3 separate regions of the Mus musculus genome follow, and regions 1 and 3 are each linked to region 2. The links are chromatin loops, found by intact Hi-C in ENCODE. Cell type or tissue: gastrocnemius. All regions are shown on one strand.

Evidence for each region. A loop is a pair of places that touch in the nucleus more often than their neighbours do. Peaks named below come from ENCODE experiments on the same cell type or tissue, not always from the same donor. Only the 100,000 strongest peaks of a DNase experiment are listed, where the experiment ranks them.
Region 1: a loop joins it to region 2, with 2.4 times the contacts of the local background. A loop is called at or near these places in 4 of 42 quality-filtered maps.
Region 3: a loop joins it to region 2, with 2.8 times the contacts of the local background. A loop is called at or near these places in 3 of 42 quality-filtered maps.

What each region holds. Positions count from the first base shown.
Region 1 is chr4:86,791,059-86,793,558 of GRCm38, forward strand. Dennd4c (DENN/MADD domain containing 4C) reads left to right here. Exons shown (of 32, transcript NM_184088.1): 9 at 269-413. Among named protein-coding and RNA genes, the nearest start is that of Gm6521, 43 kb to the left of the region's middle. In gastrocnemius, no CTCF peak of the experiment used is centred here; no DNase peak of the experiment used is centred here.
Region 2 is chr4:86,844,116-86,846,615 of GRCm38, forward strand. It overlaps Dennd4c (DENN/MADD domain containing 4C), which reads left to right. Exons shown (of 32, transcript NM_184088.1): 30 at 712-862. Among named protein-coding and RNA genes, the nearest start is that of Rps6, 12 kb to the right of the region's middle. In gastrocnemius, no CTCF peak of the experiment used is centred here; a DNase peak (open chromatin) is centred at 1,473.
Region 3 is chr4:86,781,052-86,783,551 of GRCm38, forward strand. It overlaps Dennd4c (DENN/MADD domain containing 4C), which reads left to right. Exons shown (of 32, transcript NM_184088.1): 5 at 491-660. Among named protein-coding and RNA genes, the nearest start is that of Gm6521, 33 kb to the left of the region's middle. In gastrocnemius, no CTCF peak of the experiment used is centred here; no DNase peak of the experiment used is centred here.

The sequences.
Region 1 (2,500 bases), 53 kb before region 2:
TTGGATTTCTTGGATTATGCCATTAGTGTCTCCTGCTTCGGAGTTCTTACATAATGCTGTCTCCCAGCCCCATTACACTCCTACCTCTGTTCCTTTGAACTCAGCTCAAATTTGAGCTTCAGAAAATCATTCTTTTGAACCACACCATATACTACCTCATTAAATTAGTTGCATTTTGCTAAGTTATGAACTGAAATTAACATTAGATTCCTAACCTGCTTATGTTTTAGTAAAGTAGTTCCCAATCCTTTGTTTCTCTGCTCTCCAGTGGCGCCAACTTTAGCTCCTTGCTGATGAATCTGGGTCCTGAGAACTGCGCGACATTGCTGCTGCTGGTTTTGCTCGAGAGTAAGATTCTGCTGCACTCTCTGAGGCCAGCGGTACTAACTGGGGTAGCCGAAGCTGTCGTTGCTGTAAGTACAGCTTTTCTTTTAGAACAGAATTACTACTAAAGGATTTTGTACTTTTCTTTAAAGAAGGCAACTTTACAAATTCCAGCCCAGTCAGTTTGATATGAATGTAATTTGAGTGTATGAAGAAAACAAATGTTTGAGGGGAAAAAAATGTCAGTTTCTAATTTTTCATGTTTTAGTGTTCTCCTGAGAGTAAATACTCATTACATAACAGTAAAACTTGTAAGTGGAGCCTGGCAGTCTCTACCTGTAGTCTTAATGTTTCCTCAGGTGACACAAACAGGGGTCTTGTCATCCTAATAGAGGACCCTGGAGACACTAAAGTAATGAATCCCCCAAAGTCCAAATTGGAAGCTGTTGCTTTATTGAGATTACTCACAGATGAGTATAGATGAGCAATTACACAGAGGAGCAGCGGCAACCCGGATGTAGCTGCATCATGGGAGCGCTCCCTCTAGCCTCAATGACTTGTGGATGCTGGAACCCTAGCGATCTGTGGGACTTGTAGGCATCTCAGTAGGTCAGAGTCTTTTCCAGACACTGAAATGGTGCGAGTGTTTACTGTTCTTATGACCTAGCAGAGGGCCTTATGCGTCTGAGTCAAGTTTCCCAGGCTCCTGTAGTTTAATATCCTAAGTCTCTGCTTTTTCAAGAAGGGAATGTTTCAATCTGTAGAAAGTTACTACACAGTATCATAGCACTTAGGAGGCTGAGGCAGAAATGTGTGTGTGTGTGTGTGTGTGTGTGTGTGTGTGTGTGTGTCTTGTCTCAAAAAAATATAAAAAAGAAATAAACCAAAACACTAGTGAAATTCTAGTTGATTTTATTTTGTTATGCAAATTTATTACATGGTTATTTTCTAACTTTAACTTAACCACTGTCTCTCGTTATATATATGGCTTTATTGTGAATAGGATAATATAAAAATGCGCTCTTGGGTAAATCACAAATGAAGTCGAATTGTATTTAAAACACTATAATGCCCTTTTACTGCACTTAGAAATCAGATCATAATGAAGTTTTTGTTGCTATGTGTAACTGTATGCACATGTGTGTGTGTGCACACACATATACACACACGTACTTCTGTGTGTGCACATGCCTCTGCATTCATGAACTACCAGGCTTGCTCTGTGGGTGCTGGGTTCTGAACCTCAGCTTTCATGATTCTGCAGCAAGTGTTCTCTAACTACTAAGTGATCTCTTTAGCCTTTGTTTATTTTGCTATCTACTTAATGTGTGTGTGTGTGTGTGTGTGTGTGTGTGTGTGTGTGTGTGTGTGCCTGTTTGTCTGCTTGGATACATGAGTGCAGGTGCCTGTGGAGGCCAGAAGAGAGCATTGGATGTCCTGGATTTACAAGTGGTTGTGAGCCATTAGATATGGGTTCCTGGAACCAAATTCAGGTCTTGTTCAAGAGCAATACTCACTCTTAAATGCCAGGCCATCTCTCCCATCCCTGGTTTTGTTTTGTTTTTTTTAAAGACAGGCTCACATTCAGCTAAAGTTGACCTGGAACTTATTTATCAGGTTGGTGGTGTGAACTTTCACAGTTCTCCTGCCTTAACTGCCTGTGTTGGGATTAGAGGTGGAAGCTGCCATGCCTAGTCACCCTGCTTCCTTGGTGTAGAATACTTTTGTTCATGTTTCAGGTAGTTGTCTCTTTATAGTGAGGCTCACATTGCATGCACTAGTGCATCCTGCTCTGGACTCTGTTTATGGGTCTTTTTCCTCCATAGTATTATTCACTTTCTAATAAAATATATACTTTTTATATCTTGTGTTTATTGTATGCCTCTTCCTGTCATACTAGTTGTCAACAGACCAGGCAAGTCTGGCCTGCCAGTTCACGTCTGCCAGAAGTGTACAACTAATAGTTTTATTGGAACATATGCTACTTATTGACTTATTACTTGTTACTGTTTTCATGTACAGAAGCAAAATTAAGTAGTTGTTACAAAGGCTTTGAGGCCTAAATTACTCTTCTTTTTACGGAAAAAAAGACTAAAATTCTAGACTTTGAAGCTAGGAGGCATAGGTCTGTTTTTATTGGTACTGTAATCTCATTGTCTAAGAGTGCTTAGCACTT
Region 2 (2,500 bases):
GTATGCATGCTTAGTGTTTGCATATGACTCAACTGCACTCCATCACACTGTTATAACCTATGAAGTCTGTAAACATAAGGTTAAGCGCTCTAATAATTAATATGAAAAGTACAGTGGCATAAACAGGTAGTAAAGAGTTCTTTCTCATGGTTATGTTTTAGAACTTATATTCTTTGTAAGCACATAACCATTTTTCTTTTTGGGAGGCAGGGAGGTTGAGACGGGATTTCTCTGTCTTTCCCTAGTTGTCCTGGAACTGACTCTGTAAATCAGGCTAGCCTCAACATAGAGATCCACCTGCCTCTGCCTCCCAAGTGCTGAGATTAAAGCCACCACCCAACCTATGATTTTTATATTTTCTAATAAAACTTTTAACTATGAACTGAATAGTTTCTAAGCAATTCCTTTTTCATCAGGGTTCTGGTTCCTTCTGGTATATTCACTTTTATGATAAGTAAAAGTTGTTCCCTGGTCTTATTACAGTTTCTGGAATTTAGTATCACACCCTAGCCTCTGGGAAGAAACTGTAAATTGGAGAAAAGGGAAGAAGGTTATCGTATTTAAAAAGAACAGAGAATATGTTTTAGTAAGCACACTGTCACATGATTTCCTGGCAAGTGGGAGGTGATATTGAGTAGACAAGGGGAGGTGACACAGCTCTGGAAACTTGTTACTGTTTGGAAAACTCACTCTGCAAGTATCGTCCTTTAGATTCTGAGAAGAAGCCGTCACTTCTGTCAGAGCAGCAGCAGGCAGCCAGCGCTTTAGTGGAGACGATCAGGCAGAGCATCCAGCAGAATGACGTTCTCAAGCCCATCAACCTGCTTTCCCAGCAAATGAAGCCAGGCACGAAACGGCAGAGGTAACGATTTCTCTATCTTTCACTTGATTCCACTTGAGTTAGTTAGCATTTTATGATTTTTTTTAACATTTGATTGATTTTGTGTGTGTGTGTGTGTGTGTGTGTGTGTGTGTGTGTGTGTGTGTGTGTGTGTGTGTGTGTGTGTGTAAATTTTACATCATACACCCAATCCCACTCATCTCCCTGTCCCTTCTAACTTGCCTTCCATCCTTGTAATCTCCCTGGCAGAAGGGAAAAAATATCTCACTGTAGAAGCTGTACTGTGTGACAGTGTATCCTACAGTATATGTCACACAGTATACCCTTTTGTCCACATTTCTTTACTTGCAAATGATCATTACAATGAGGAATTGGTCTGGTTCCAGGCCTCTGGCTCCTACTCCTCTATCAACGCTAAATCCTCATCAGAACTCCATTCAGCTATCTTGTTGTTGCCCTGTATCATAGAGGTCCTGCAGCTTTGGATCTTCAGGACTGGCCCCTTCATGTGTTCCTGCAGTTCATTGAGGCCAACTCAATGTCCAAGATTTGGACCTGGGAGGTAGCTGAGATGATCGGCTGGCTGGCTCTCTAGCACCCACACCATAGGGCAAGCTTCCCAGCACTGTCCTTGGCTAGCTCACCCAAGGCAGCAGCCAACAAGGGGCAGAGCCAGAGAACTGGCTCTCATGCTCTTGGGGCTGGCTCATCCATGCCCATATCGATAGGGCCATCTCTTCTGCCTGCTGTAGGTGGCAAAGGACAAGGTGGGGTGGCGTCTCATCTCCACCTCATGGCATACAAGTATCAGGGCCAGCTGTCCCTTGTTCACACAATTGGGTCCCACTCATCTGCAACCTCCATAACCAGGGTCAGCCTATTGCCTGTCACCTGAATGTCTCTGCCTGATAGCTGCCCAGGTAATAACACAGAGACTTTTTGTTAATTATGAAAGCTTGGGGCTGGAGAGATGGCTCAGCGGTTAAAAGCACCAACTGCTCTTCCAGAGGTCCTGAGTTCAATTCCCAGCAACCACATGGTGGCTCACAACCATCTGTAATGGGATCTGATGCCCTCTTCTGGTGTGTCTGAAGACAGCTACAGTGTACTTATATATAATAAATAAGTAAATCTTTACAAAAAGAAAAAGAAAAAAGCTTGACTTTACCTTGGGCTTTTTCCCAACTAGCTCTTATACTTACATTGAACCCATTTATACTAATCTATGTTCTATTACATAGCTGGTTATCTCTTGAGTACCAAGACTTGCTTCTTCCTCTGAGTTTAGCTGGTGAATCTCTCACCTTATTCTTTCCCAGAGTTCCTTTCTCCTACCTAGAATATCCTTTCCTGCCTTGCTGGACGCCATCAACTCTTTATTAAATCAATCAGAAGGTGTTGGAGATGTTTACAAAACACTGAGATAGGTGATGCTTCATATACAGTGCACAAGAGATTATCCCAGCAGGCACCGGGAGGGGGTTCTCTGGGGCTTGCTTTGCCCGTCCAGGCCACATGAGCATGTATGTTATATGTAATACCTCTGATTATAAAAGAAATAAGTGCTATTCAAATATATACATTCATATCTCATCACAAATGTACAATTTCACTGGAGATCTGTTAATTTCCAAATTTTGATACACAAAAGTATGTATG
Region 3 (2,500 bases), 63 kb before region 2:
CGTGTAGCTTTCAGCACTGTCTTACATTTAAGAAATAACATTTATCTCTTCTTTGAATTTTCCTGAAGATTAACTGAAGTAATTAGTAAATTTGCCTTTATATTTCTTATCATTTTTTACAAGGTATTAACACGTTTCAGTTAAAAAAAATATGTTGATTGTTTATCAGATTGGCTGAATTCTTTATTAGTATCTTTTTTTTTTTTTTTCTTTTTTTTTTTTTTTTTGGTTTTTTGAGATAGGGTTTCTCCATCTAATGGAACCCTGGCTATCCTGGAATATTTTACATTTTATGTTGTCGTTATAAGTTCAAGGATGACATATAAAGGATAGATTGGCTTATCTTAATTTCTATTATAGAAAAATTAATTTAAAAATTGCATACAAATATTTCTAAGAAATTTTGATATTACAGTGTGTTATTAAATATGTATCATGAATAATTTATATAAAAGTGATTTAAAAAAAAATGTTATCCTTTCTTTGAAAGGTTTGATTTTTCGATATCCGGAAGAAGACTATGAGTCTTTTCCGCTCTCACCATCTGTGCCTCTCTTCTGCCTTCCTATGGGAGCCACTATTGAATGCTGGGATCCTCAAATCAAATACCCACTTCCTGTTTTCTCAACATTTGTCCTGACAGGGTCTTCAGCTGAAAAGGTATATTTTGTGTCTTATTGATTAAACCTGTTTTGTCCATATTTTAATGTTGTAAAGTGGTTCGTATTTGCTTTATTTGAATGTTAGGATTATTTGGATAAAAGATATTACTATAATTCCCATTGTAAAAGTAAAAAATAACCAGTCCTAAAGTATGTACAACACAGTGAACTTCTACACAGATAGAATTAGCAGACTTTGGGTCAGGTTGATTTTAGTATATGACTTTTAAAATTTATTTGCAAGCTTTTTTAAAATAATAAAGTTTATACAGTTTTTGAAAGTGACATGAAAACTGTGATTGGGTGGCAGGTTCAGAGAGATCTGTGAGTTCAAGGCCAGTCTGATCTACATAGTGAGTTCCAGGATAACCAGAGGTATATAGAGAGATCCTGTCTCAAAACAAACAAACAAACAAACAAACAAACAAAATTAATAGAAGAAAACAGAAGACTAGAAATTAGGAATATGCTCTTTAACATTAAAAAATAAATTCAATTAAAATTCACTGACTTTGATTTTGTTTTCTTGAGATAGTGTCTCACAGTGTAGCTTATGTATATGAGTACACTGTAGCTGTACTGATGGTTGTGAGCCATCATGTGGTTGCTGGGATTTGAACTCAGGACCTTCAAAAGAGCAGTCAGTATTCTTAACATATCAATACCCAAAGGGAGAATTAAAAAAGGAAGGTAGACTTTCTAAAATGTAGCACTGAAAAGGGTAGAACATAAAATTCAAAAATATATAACAGATATGACTGGCATGGTGGTACATACCTTTAATTCCAGCACTTGGGAAACAGGTGGATCTCTGAGTTTGAGGCCAGTCAGGTCTACATAGAAATTCTCTTCTAGCAGGGGACAGTGGGACCCTGTCTTAAACAAACAAAAAAGCAGATAACAAAAATAAAACACATAGAGTTAAAAGGTTCAATAAATGAATTCCAAAAGAGTAGACTAGCAAAGACTACATTTGTAGTGCCGAGCACTTTCTTGGGTACTGGGAATCTGAGCTCAGTTTCTCGTGCTTGTGTGGCAAGCGCTTCATTCACTCAGCCATCCTCCCAGTGTCTGTTCACTTTTAAAAATAGTGGCTTATGTTGTCTGTCTAGATAGAGATGTTACCTAGTCATCTGGACATAGGAATTGATTTCTGGGACAAGGTCAGACAAAAGTAAAGATTGGTTTTCTGTTAGTGAGATGGTTGTAGTTCAAACCATTAGAATTAGCTGAAAAATGGCAATATTTAAATGATGAGCAGAATTGGATCTACTGTGGGAAAGAAAGAAGTTAGCAGAATAAAGATGTGGTTACTCTCATAGCAGAGAAGTAAGGATTTTGAAGCTAGGACTGTGAGTTTTAGTTTTGTTTTAGAGAGGAGAAGGAGGTGAAGCACTGAAAGTATGTTTGCTAGGTGATGAGAATCGTCGTAGTGGGTGGAGGTGAGAATAGTTACCTAACATAGAGCACGGCTGTTAGCCTGCTGTGGTGCTTTACTGGGCGGCTGAGGAACAACAGATAGTTCAGGCCTTATAGGGACCTATAACTTCAGATAACTAGAGAAAAAGGGAGAATAAAGAATTTAGATGTAACTGACAACCAGGTAGGGATTAGACCATGTGAAAATCAGCTGTAACTCAGTGATCTAGAGCTTGCTGTGTGCAGCCTTGAGTTGTATTACCATCACCAGACAATATGAACTAACCAGTACCGCCAGAGCTGTGTCTCTAGCTGCGTATGTAGCAGAGGATGACCTTGTCGGCCATCAATGGGAGGAGAAGCCCTTGGTCTTGCGAAGATCATATGTCCCAGTACAGGGGAATGCCAGGGCCAGGAAG